Regions from separate parts of the Mus musculus genome. Here region 2 is linked to region 1. Evidence: chromatin contacts called from ENCODE Hi-C data. All regions are on one chromosome and are shown on one strand. The core of a region is the stretch at or near the end of the contact, and the rest is flanking DNA. Distances in the headings are between cores, read along the strand shown. Region 1 holds the start of Dffb (DNA fragmentation factor, beta subunit). Region 2 holds the start of Trp73 (transformation related protein 73).

Region 1 (6,242 bases), core at 3,540-6,039:
TCACGAGATGGACCAACACAATGATGCAATCCATCAGGCTGGGGGCATGAAACAGGATCAGGCCTGCTAGTCAGGCAGGTTCTCCACACCCATAGGAAATGGAGAAAGCTTCAATACATCAGGGGGCTCTGTGAACACATGCACATGTCAGGTTTCCCCACAGACACTAACACTTAGTTCAAGCTCAGAAGACTTGGTGGGGCGTGATCATGAAGGAAGGACGCGGCCGAAGGGTCTGCTTTCAGCAGAAGCTCGCTTAAGCATGGCATAGTGTACAAGACAGACAGATGGGCACGCCCTAAGCCTGTGACACTGCCCAACTACTATGCAGCTACCCAAGCTCCTGTTGATAAATTTGCCTACAAGAAGAGCAGGGAAAAAAGGTCCCCAAGAGCTGAGCTGCTTCCCCAAACCATCCAGACTGCTCATCCTATCCAGATGAAGGGAGTCATGTGGAGCCCAGTGCAGAAAGGCCTAAAAGCTCACCTGGTGAACCACTGCCCAGTGATGGGTGCCTCATACCCCCAGAATGGGCAGGTTCCACGCACTATAGATTGGCTCCTAACACTCTGTACCTCACTAACATCCATGTCTTCACTAAAAGGAAGCCAGGCAGAGTATCAGGGCATCAGGACAGCCTCCTCCTGGAGCTCAGGGCACCAGGACAGCGTCCTCCTGGAGTTCAGGCATAACTGTGCTGGAGCCACTGGCTATATCTATTCAAGAGCTGAGACCTTGCTACCTAGTCCCAGTGACTCAGAGCCAATCTACAAAACACCCCAAACAGCAAGTATCTTCAGTCCTGTGTCCCACTTTTACAAGGTCAGAGGACTGCAATGTTCCCAGAGAAAAAGAAGGAGAGTACTGGGGGGAAACTACCGCCCAATTATGGCAATGTCATCGGGACAATGGAGGAGACACAGGAAAAATCCGTAATAGAATTAAGTTCACATCACAACTCAGTTGCCATTAAGTTCTGCATAAGACTCAAGCTGATGTTACTCTAAAACAACAGGATCTCTGTCAAACAGAAGAGCTAAGGCTGAGGCCTCTGACCCTAACCAAAGGACACAGCCCAGAAAGGTTTTAATGCCTGCTGGACAAGGGGTCAGAGACTAAAGTGCAGAAGAGACCAGACGCACGGGACAGGAAGGTCCTGCCTCTCTAAGGTGCCTTCTGCTGACTTAGTAGCAACCTTACAGATATGCATCAGCAGAGGGGTGACAACCCCACCAACGGGTCCCCATCTTGTGCTGAGCACTCACGGCATGACCTGAATGTGGCCTTACCTCTCTTAGGTAACCCCGGATCCGACTCTCACAGCTGTATCTCAGATAGCCCGACTTATTCCTGAATCTCGACTCCAAACCTGCAAGAAGGAGGACGCCCTGAAATCCACAGGCAGACTACGGCCACTTTCATGGTTTGCATCGTACCCATGCATGCACATGCAGAGGGCAGAGGTCACCACTGGGTGTCTTTCTCTATGACTCCCCACTAAGCCTGGAGCTCACTGTTTGCGCTCTCCTGGCCAACCAGGAAACCCCAGGTATCTGCCTGGCTCTGTCCCCCAATACTGAGGTTAGACAAGTACCACCACTCCTGGATTTCACATGGGGGCTCAGGATCGAAACTCGGATCATCGTTCTTAAGCAGCAAGCACTGCCGCTGAGCCATCTCCTTAGGCAGTTGTTTCTCGCCATTATTCCGTAGAGACCAGCCAACTACTACTTTCCCAGGATTACATTGCATCAGGTACCTTAAATCACCTAGGGATGATATGAAGTATATGGGAGAGATCCCAGAAGTTTGCTGGCCAGTCAGTCTAGCCTATTCAATAGGCTCTAGCCAATGAGATTCTTTTTTTTTTTTTAAGATTTATTTATTTATTATATGTAAATACACTGTAGCTGTCTTCTGACACACCAGAACAGGGCATCCGATTTCGTTACGGATGGTTGTGAGCCACCATGTGGTTGCTGGGATTTGAACTCAGGACCTCTTAACCACTGAGCCATCTCTCCAGCCCCAAGATTCTGTCTAAAGGACATGAATGGTATTCCTGAGAATGCTACTCAGTTAATCTCTCTCTCTCTCTCTCCCTCCCTCCCTCTCTCCCTCCCTCCCTTTCTCTCTCTCCTCTTTCCCTCTCCTTCTCTCTCTCCTCTCTCCCTCCTCTCCCTCCTCCTCTCTCTCTCTGTCCTTTTCCCCAACTCTCTCTCCTCTCTCTCAAATGGTAAGGTGGTAAATTCTAAGTTCCATGCATTTCCAGGCTGCCCAGGACACTGCCTCAAGCCAGGAGTCCTGGCTGGATACCTTCCCATGGACACCTTTTGTTATCCCTCACTCCAGAGGCCAGTCCACCCTTGGTTGAGAAGTATTGGGATCTGAAATAGACAGAGATCTCCCTGAGCCTCTCTGCTCCAAAGAGGCTCTTCTCTGTTTGCTCCAGACACCCTGGCCACCATGGTCATCCCAGGCCACATACCTTCAAACCAGGATGGGTCCTGCTCCCGGGTCTCTGCAGTAATATTCTGGCTCACGTGATGCAGAAGATCGGCCAGCAGCTTTTGCCTCAGTGGGGCCTGCTCATCTGACAGCAGTTGCCGTGCAGCCTGGATGACGCCGGCATGTGGCTCATTAAACACACTGAGGAAACGTGTGATGTCACTCACATCTGTCACCACCAGGAGACAAACAGAAACACATTCATGCTGTTCTGGCTCCAAGAATTCAACCCAAAGACTGCCAGACATCAGGACTCTGGGGTCACCAACCCTTTCCCTGACCTGACACCCCCCACTGCAGTGATACTACAATTCCTCTGGCCACCTTCTGTCAGGCGAGGGTTGTAGTATCCTAGAAAAGCAGCACACTTGGTCTTTTGTCCTTCTCTCCTCCATACCAAGTCACCTCCTTTGGCCATCTCCTTAGGACCCCATTTTCAGACCTCCCAAGCCCTCTCCTTGGAGTCTTTGCACAAGTGCCTATGGTGAGCTTTCCCATCAAACTAAACACCAAGTGCATTCTACAGAGGGTCTTAACCAAACAGGAGCAAACAGAATTCAGTAACACTTAAAAAGCACAGGCCACAGCCAAATGAGGTTGCAAGTCTGGTTTGTACTCAGAACTCAGTGAGATCCACTGTGTTATTAACAAGCTGAAGAAGTAAGTTCTTGTGATACCAAAGGATGCAGAAATTGCAGGAAGAAACCTCAGACAGCCAGAACTTGACAAGAGGTTCCTGGAGCAAATGCACCATGAAGTGATCATCTGGATCTATCAAGGTCAGAACTCTGGAAGCTGGTTTTGGGGGCACGAGCTTGGAATGTGAGCAGTTGGGAAGTAGAGGCAGGAGAATCACAAGTTTTAGACCAGCCTCGGCCACATGTAGCCTTGTCCTCCCCATTTCCCTTGCAAATCTGAACCTTTTGCTCTAGTACAGAGCATGGAAAGAGCAAGGCCGGTTAGCTATGTGGTTGGAGCTCAGTTTCAATAAAGACAGTGAAAAGCTACACAGCGGGAGATATTTGAAAACCACACTATCTTACATCGAAGTCATAACCAAGATATTCTGGAGGGGGGGGGGGCTAAATATTTAAACAGCTTTATAAATCCGACTAAGAAACACAAAAAACGCGAAGAATCGCTTCTCTGAAGAGTGCCTTCAAGTGGTAAATAGGAAGATAATACCCAATCCCATTAGCCACCAGGGAAATTCGGATTAAGACTACAATGATCTGTCATCACACCTACCTAGAATAGCCTGAATGAAAACCATGATACCTGAGAGCATTTCAGCACACTGGTCGAAGTACAGCCCGGAGCAACAGTGAATGGAACCAAGACCTGCCCTGCCCTGCCCTGCCCTGCCCTGCCCTGCCCTGCCCTGCCCTGCCCTGCCCTGCCCAGCCCAGCCCAGCCCAACCCAGCACAGCACAGCACAGCACAGCACACCACAGCACAGCACAGCACAGCACACCACAGCACAGCACAGCACACCACAGCACAGCACAGCACAGCACAGCACAGCACAGCACAGCACACCACAGCACAGCACAGCACACCACAGCACAGCACAGCACAGCACAGCAGCACCGACCCCAGTCTCAATCCTTCCCTTGCCCTTGGCAGTTTCAAAATTAAAATCAAAGTTCTTCAGCAAAAGCTTTTGGCATTCAGAGCCTTTAACCAGATCTTCTGGGTTCCTGCCCGGGCCCCTCGACGAGGCTTTAAACCGTGTAGGTCCCTCCCATCTCCAAAGTGTTCCTACTCACAGCCATGCCAGGTCTCGCCAGCGGTGAGCAATAGGAGCTCAGCGTCGTTGGGAAGGCCCGGGAAGCAGTCGTCCGTCACCTCCGTGCCATCTTCGTACAGGCACAGCCGGGAACCGGGCATCGGGAGCTGGAGGACAAGAAGATCAGCTTGTCCCACAACAGTCTTGGCTTCCAGACAGCCAGCTCTGCGTACTGTAGAAGCCTAGCGCCTGTCCAAGCCCACCCAAGAGGATGGAAATCGTAGGGGTGGAAGCCAAGGTGCCCGCCGCGCAGTGCTTGCCCGGAATGCAAGACCCACCTGGAAGCGGACGCAGCCCTTACGCAGCAGCTCCTGGCAGCTCCGGGCCGCCACGCCGAACTTGCAGGCGCTATGTAGGGCTCGCAACTTGACGCATTTGGGTTGGCGGAGCACCGCGCACATTGCAGGGCTGCGGTACCGTAGCGACACTGGACTTGTAACGTTCCTGCCCGGAACTGTGGTGCGTAGACGCGGCCCGGAACTCTTTTCTCTACGTAGGTAGGTGCAACCGGAAACGTCCGACTGCAGGACCTGTCCCCAGCCAGAATCCTCGAGGCCTGGATGCGCACGCAGGCGCCGGCGGGCGGACGCGCAGGCGTACCGCGCGGGCCGGCCTGGTTGCTATGGGAGCGCAGCTGCGGCCCGGGCCCTGGGCAGAGGCAGCCCGGGCTGCTCCTCTGCTGCCCTCCTCAGAGGCCCGGGGTGGGGGCGGCTGGACCGAGACCCCTCCGAAGATAGCGGAGGCCGACATCGCAGCGGCCCCGCCTGGTCGTTTCCGCGGCGCTCTGTGACCCTGCGTGGCCTCGGTCTTCGGCAGGCACCCGGGGCGGAGGCTCCCTGACACCTGGCCTTGGAGGGACTGCGCGGCCAGTGCCTGTTCCAGGCCTCCCTGCAGCGCATCTCAGCCTTCGTGTCCGGAATCGGATTCGAGCCCCGCCTTGTCCTCGTCTGCATGCGTTACTGAACAGGAGCAGTTGCCACGAGACTAAAGACTGTAGCTCTGGCTCCGGGTAGGCTACACTTCGATCCGTGTCGTTTGGGGGTTTTGTTTGTTCGCTGGGTTTGGTTTGTTGTGCTTTTTAAGCGTTAAGATTCTCTAAAGCACTCTCAGTCCTTAAAATTACTTGGCCCCAGATCATTACTTAATATTGTAACATTTACGTTTTCTTGAAAAGAAAACTGGAAACACTTTTCATATCCTTGTAACAAAATGTTTGGAAGTTGCTACATTGAGTTCGGGTTTCTGGTTGGAAAGATGACAGGGTAAGTTCATAACCAAAAATAGAAGAGTTGGGGCTTAGTTTATAAGCAATGCTAGGGTAAATGTCAATTGACACTGCTGGCTGTGGCTGCCCTAGTGGCAGCTGGAACACCAGCCGCCTGTGGTAACCAGCTAGTAACACAGCATTGCACAGATCCAGATCTGTGGTGGGCTTTGTGAGGCGGGAAGGAACAGGAGGTGGAAGGGCTCCAGTGAGTGCATCGGCTGAAAATGTACATTTTGTAGATGTCCTTATTGAGGCCCCAGTGTTTTGGCCACGCTGCCCCCACAGCCCTCCTGCAGGGATCTTCAGTACCCGTACTTTGTTTTAGTTTTATTGGGCATACACTTGTATCTGCTGTTAACATTCTGTTCTATGCACCACAGAGACGAGGTAGACAGACCTGATTTTTGTTTGTTTGTTTGTTTGCTTGCTTGTTTTTTGGTTTTTGTTTTTTTTTTTTTTTTTTTGAGACTGTCTCACTGTGTAGCCCTAGAACTACTACATATAGACCATACTGACCTCAAACTCCGAGATCCTCCAAGTTCTGGGATCAAAGGCATGCACTACCACACCTGACACGGGCTCTTGAAGACACAGGGTCTGGTCAAGGCACTGGAGAAGTTCGTTAGATTTGACTATTCTCTAGAATTCAAGTCATAACCGGGCATAGTGTCACATACC
Region 2 (6,340 bases), core at 53-2,552, 160 kb after region 1:
TGCTTGATAGGCAGGCTCCCATAGGCCCGCCAGTAGCTCAAGACTAGTTAGTGGGTATGCAACACCTTTGAAACCGATTACCTGATTTTCAAAACTGCATACACAATCTATACAGTCATGGATGAGAAAATGTTAAATACTTATCTTTTGTTCACAAAGTAATGTTTTACATTTTTATTGAATAAATCAAAGGATGGGGGCGGGTGGGGGGCCGGGACAGCGTTTGCAACACACCAAGGATTCAGGATACATTTTGTCTCTGTTGAGTTTTTTTTCTAGAGCTAAACAGCAACACAAACAACGACCACGAAAACCAATCCGAGGCAGTGGAGCTCAGCAGGTAGAGGTGCTTGCTGCCTATCCTGGCCACTTGAGTAAATCTTTGAGACTGATAAAATGGAAAATGGGAATCGACTCCTAAAGATGTCCTCTGACCCGTGCACGACTCACACAGACACAATTTAACTTTTAAATGAAGAAAAACAACAACAACCTTCCCCCAAATATTGTTACGACCCAGGTCCCAAGTGCCCACTTAATTAATTAACAGACCTCAGCACATACAGGGAACCAAGTGTCTTGGGGCTCAGAAGTCAGAGCTTTTTTCCTGACACCACCACCCCCCCGCCCCCGCCCACGCACACATACGGGTGTGTATGTGGATAGGTGCCTACAGATGTTCTCATCTCTCAAGAGTGAGAAGGTGACAGCTGCCCAGTGGAGCAGGAGAGAGTGTGGGCTGCCCGGGTTCTCTACCTGGAAGACTAGGGAGGCTGGTGAGGCACCACAGTAAACTCATCACAGAACAGCAGTAACCCACCAGGACCCCACACCTTGGGACCAGCATAGAGGTTGGGCTCTAGTTGGCTTTCCTCTCTCTTAGTCTGCTTCCATAGCGGGACCTGAAAGGCCTTCTGCCTTACAGAGGTGGGGATTTGCATTCCTTGTGAGGTAGGATACCCACGCACCTCCCAACTTCCCCTATTACCAGACCCGAGCCCCAGAATCTCCGGGTATGGCGACTCCTTGCCACCTGTAGTGGACAGTGTGGGCAGGAGGCAGGTCCATGGGTTGCCGAGGTGCCAACTGCTTCTACTCCTAGCCTCACTCCGGCCGGCCCCTCCTGCCACTGACGCGGAGTCCCTGGGGCCGTTCACTCGGCTAGCACCCGGGCAGCCGCACACCCGAACTCCAGCCTCGGAGCCTCGTGCGAAATACCTGGCCCTAGCTCGGGTCCCAGAGCTGCCTACCTGCTCCGGGCCGGGCGTCGGCGTCGGCGAGGGCTGGGCTGCAGCGTTGCCTCCTCGCCTGGATGCGGGACGGCGGGTTATAAGGGTGCGGAGCAGGGAGGCGGCGGCGAGGGGACTGCCGCAGGCTTAGCGCCTTTCTTGGCGGACCGGCGGGAAGGCAGCGCGGGCACTCAGCCGTGGCGGGAGGAGGGCCGGCCACCCGGGCCCCTGGCTCCCACGCGCGCCCCGCCTCCCCAGCTGGCTCTGCCCGAGTCGGGGTCTGGGCCCCGCTCCTCCCGCCTCCTTCCCGCCGCCGCTTGGCGCGCGTCGCCCAGCTAGCCCCAGCGGGGTCTCCTCCTCCGCGGGGCCCGCAAGCTGGTAGCCGGAGTCTTGGTCGAAGCGGGACCGGACCGCGACCTTTGGCGGGGCTCAGGGCGCCAGGAAGGGTGCGCAGGCGCCGAGGGGGTGGACACAGGGCGCCCGACGCCCTGTACTCCCTCTGACTCTCTCCTCCGCCTTCTCCCCAGATGCCCATCTACCCCGATCCCCCTCGCTGCCCTTACTGTCCTAAGCCTGCAACCCAGGGGCTCAGGAGTGCCCTCAGCGGGGTGGCTGCGCCTCTTCCAGGGCTCGCCCCGGCCTGAGAAAACCGAGAGGACCGACTGAAACTGAACATTGAAAGCCCCGGAGGAGAACCGTTGTCGTTCGGCCAGCACCAGCGGGGTTCCGTCTCTGAGAACGGCTCGAAGCCCCCCTCGATTTGCCTGGCAGAGACCACAGCCCGCCTGGAAAGAGGGTCGAGCGCAGACCCTCTGGGTTGGACTCTTCAAAGTCCAGCCAGAAGTTGCGCCTCCTGATACCTACACACCCCGGGGGCCACGGCCTGCAGTCCGGGTTTCCTAGCCCAGGGTATCAGAGTCTTTCCTTGGATTGGTGTGCTAGGCGATGCCCAACGGATGCCCACAAACTGTGCACATAGAGCGGCTCGGAGTTAGTCAGGGGACTCTTCTCTGGCTCAAGAAGTCTTCTTCACCACCCGCCATCTCCCCTCTGGGCAAGTGAGCGGTCTCCGGTGCCCTCATCTACCACGCAGACCCGTAGTCTGGCGCACAGAAGGAGTTGGGTCCTTGTGGGACCCCTTAGTGGCACTGCAGAGTGGTCCTTGCCCAAGGTGTTCCCACATGCCCTGGAAGTCGCTTTAGTGCAGCTAGTGGCGTTGCAAGGGAGGTGGGTTGGAGCAGACCGAATCTCTCTCGAACTCGAAAGCCTGACCTGGTGTTAGGCCAATAGCTACGAGGAGTAATTATTTGCGAGCTGCAGATTAGAGACAAAGATGAATACCAAGCAAGAGTTTGGGACTGGTTGGGAACAGAAAATGCCAGGACGCTGGCCGCGCACTCTGCAGATCCTCTCCGAATGGTGCAAGCACCGCCATTCATTCATTCATTCATTCATTCATTCATTCATTCGTGGAAATTAGATGCAGCGGTGCGGAAGAGACTGGGAGCTATGAGCTGGACCGAGCAATACTAGATTCCGGTCTTTCAGAATTCGGAACTTAGCTCCAAAGGCAGTGGCTGAGCCTTAAGTGATCCTCTGAAGCTTTGGGTGCAGACAGGAACATCCAACCTCCCGAATGACACCGGAATGGGGAGCCTTGTGGGGCACAGGACGCGGGGTGCTGCGCGAGGGAGGGAGCAGAGCGCTTTGGGGAGCGATCCTGGTCTGAAGTCCAGTTGGTGCTGTATTCTACGTGCCCACCGAGGCTGCCGTCCCGGGTACCGAGCCACACCTCTGAATCAAGTCCACACTCTAACTAGAACCTCCAAAAAGGTGAGGCGACCCACGAGATCCACATGCCTTCGAATTCGTTCCGCCACAGACCTGAGAAGCACTTGAACGTCACGAGGTCACGCTGCAGGTGGTCGCTCTCAGGAAAACCTCAAAGCAAACCTATATTTATACTTATACGTGGAAAATACTTTGCTTTGTTCTGTTTGAGAAAGGGTCTCACGCAGCCCTGCATAGCCTCCAACTCTATAGGTAGCGAAGGATGCCCTGAACATCTGCGTCTCTGGTTTCAGGTGTAGGATTTTTTTTTTTTTTTTAATGCAAACCATCGTGCGGGGTTTATGCGATGCTGCGGACCAAAACCTGGGTTTCATATATGCTAAGCAATCATTTTGCCAATAGAACCGCACTCTCAGCTCCTGTAACAAAAAATTTGTTATCTACTAAAGAGGTGTATCGAAATACGACTATATACTTACACATAAATACGCATTTACATGTAAATAAATGTATGTTCACAAGTACAGAGGTCTAGTTACAACCTGAATTTCAGATAAGGGAGTCTTTTAGTCTAAGTATGCCCCGGGTAACTTTTGGGAACATATTTATTTTGTGATTTATCTGAAGTCAGAATTCAGCCTTCCGTTTCGGGATTTGCAGGGAGATCCGCTATAGCGCAAAGGCGCTCAGCCCCTTTAAGACTCAAACTCGGACTTCCCGCCCCACAATGCCGCGCGGCCGCTTGAGGCTCCCATTGGCTGCTGCTCGCTTCCGCCCCTGTACTTCCGGCCGCTGCCTGGGGCGGTTGCGGGAGGTACTTCGGAGCCGGGCTGGCCCGGGCTGGCCGTGGCCATGAACTTCTCGGAGTCATTCAAGCTCTCGGGCCTGCTCTGCAGGTTCTCCCCGGACGGCAAGTACCTGGTGAGCTGCGGCGCGCTGGGCGGAACCTAAGTGTGGGCGCGCGACTTGTGCACGGGGCCGGGGCGGGCCGAAGGGGGGCGGGAAGGGGGCCCGAGCCGGGCGGCCGCGGGGACTCAGGCTGGACTTAGGGGGCGGGGTGGGAGGTGGGAGAGGGAGGCAGGCAGAGGGGTTTCAGCCCAGATGAGGGAGAACCAGATGATTAGAGAGAACGAACCTGAAGCCGAAGAGGGATCCAGGCCAGCCAGGCTGGGGGATCCTGGCAGGTGACCAGGGTGGAGAAAGAGGACGTGGAGCAGAGTGGGGATGGAGTTGGGGTTGCTATTCTGGCAGGTGGTCAGGGTTAGGAAGGAGGTCTTGGAGCAGGTGGCCAGGGCTGGGTGGGTGCCAGGCTCCCGGCTCCAGTTTCCCTTCATCAAAGTTGGATAAGATGACTCTGCTTTCACACATTTGAGGGCACAGGGGATGGCAGCTCATTGCTATTTTGTATGTTTTCTGTGAGCGAGCTGGTTAAACGGGGCCCTCCTTTGTGAAACTCGTCATAAGCAAATGGTTTAAATAACTAGCTTTCATTGCCAGGGTTGGATGTTAGCTGTCTATTCTTTGGGTGGCAGAATAGTGTTCAGATGGGTGTTTCAAGGTACGCCAACATGACCATTGTGCATTTGTAGAAGGCTGACGTTAGGAAGCCATCAGGGAAAACTCAAGTCTTATTTTAAAAAACTGTGGTTCCGTGCCAGTCGGGTAGCTTGGCTAGTAACGGTACCTGCCACCAAACCTGATGACCTGAGTCCCAGCTCTAGGACCCACTTAATGGAAGGAGAGAACTGTCTCCTGCATGTTGTCCTCTGGCCTCCACATAAGCCGTAACTAGTGCCTGACCCTTCTCACATACAAATGCAATCCTAATTTTTAACAAGTTTTCTTTGATTAATCTATCATTCTCTTTTTAACTGACTGATACCATTGATTGATTGATTGACTGATTGACAGGGTTTCTCTGTAGCTCTGACCAGGTTGGCCTTGAACTCAAAGATCTGCCCCTTGTCTCCTGAGTGCTGGGATTAACGGAGCATGCCACCATGCCTGGCTGTCTTGATTCTCAGTTCACACCCCTGCTGTGTTTGTCCAGGCTTTTGAGACATCCTTTACCCTCCTTATACACATCATCCTAACAATGTAGGAAGTGTCAGGGTAGGACCTGCTTAGCAGGGAAAGGTACTGCCATGCAAGCCCGAGGACTTGAGCTCCGGCTCGGGAACCCACGTAAAGGTGGGAGGAGACCATCAGCCTCGCACACATTGATACATTTTACCTTTTTCCAAGTGCCTCCAGAGACTAAGGTTGCTTTACGGTTCTGAAAGTCTCAGTGAACAGCAAAGAAGTTGCATTTGGGTTAGCTGATATTTGTGCTTGCCGCTCATCAAAATATCGTGGAGCTCTTAATAATTGTTTCTTTCAAGTTTTGTCCTAAATCCTGAGCAGAGCGAGTCCATGTTTCCAGTGTTGGTGTCTTAAGTGATTCCTAAGGAATCCATTGTAACAGGTTACTGCTCACCAAACTCTAATGTGAGAACACAAGCCCTTTGATAGGTCCTCCTTCTGATCTGCACTTGCCCTCTTGCTCTCTTTCCACAGAAGACAAATGTGGCTTCATTAAAAAAAAAAGAGTCTGTGTGTGTGTGTGTGTGTGTGTGAGTGAGAGAGAGAGAGAGACAGAGACAGAGACAGAGAGACAGAGATAGAAACAGAGAGATGCTACAACACACGTGTAGAGGGCAGAGGACAACCCCCAGTGTTATTCCTTACCTTCCACCTTGTTTGAGACAAGGTCTCTTGCTCTTCACTGCATAAAGCAGGCTAGCTGGCCCACATGTACCTGCCTCAGCCTCCCCTCTGCCTCCCCTCTGCCTCCTCATAGAAACTAGGATTTTAAACAGTTTTTAGGATTAACACAGTTTTATGTGGCTTCTGTGCATCCAAACCTGTTTCTGAGGCAAGTGCAAGTTTTTGGCTTTTAGACAATGGCATAATATGCAAAGCTGGCCTCAGACTCAGAAAGTAGTTGAGCACCTCCCTAGTACAGTGATTACAAGTGTGCACCATCACTCCCAAGTAGTAAAAAAATACACACACACACACACACACACACACACACACAGGCTTTTTGAGACAGTTTCTCTGTGTAGCCCCAGCTGTCCTGGAACTCACTCAGTAGAGGGAGGCTGGCCTCAAACTCAGGGATCTGCCCACCTCTGACTTCTGAGTGCTGGGATTAAAGGAGTGCACCACCCCCATCTTTAAATTTACTTGTACAGATGGCTCAGCGGGTAAGAGCACTGACTGCTCACCCAAAGGTCCTGAGTTCAAATCCCCGCAACCACTTGGTGGCTCACAACCAC

The links. A loop is a pair of places that touch in the nucleus more often than their neighbours do.
Region 2: a loop to region 1 is called in a map of regulatory T cell, with 4 times the contacts of the local background. The contact joins the promoter of Trp73 here to the promoter of Dffb in region 1. A Hi-C loop is called at or near these places in 3 of 37 maps with a recorded cell type or tissue (T-helper 17 cell, adrenal gland and regulatory T cell).

The regions. Positions count from the first base shown.
Region 1 is chr4:153,970,292-153,976,533 of GRCm38, forward strand. Dffb (DNA fragmentation factor, beta subunit) reads right to left here and starts at 4,790. Exons shown (of 7, transcript NM_007859.4): 1 at 4,576-4,790; 2 at 4,278-4,404; 3 at 2,489-2,677; 4 at 1,290-1,369. The coding sequence starts at 4,698. It overlaps Cep104 (centrosomal protein 104), which reads left to right and starts at 5,270. Exons shown (of 22, transcript NM_177673.2): 1 at 5,270-5,306.
Region 2 is chr4:154,138,573-154,144,912 of GRCm38, forward strand. Trp73 (transformation related protein 73) reads right to left here and starts at 1,303. Exons shown (of 14, transcript NM_011642.4): 1 at 1,251-1,303. Wrap73 (WD repeat containing, antisense to Trp73) reads left to right here and starts at 3,800. Exons shown (of 12, transcript NM_021499.2): 1 at 3,800-3,941. The coding sequence starts at 3,873.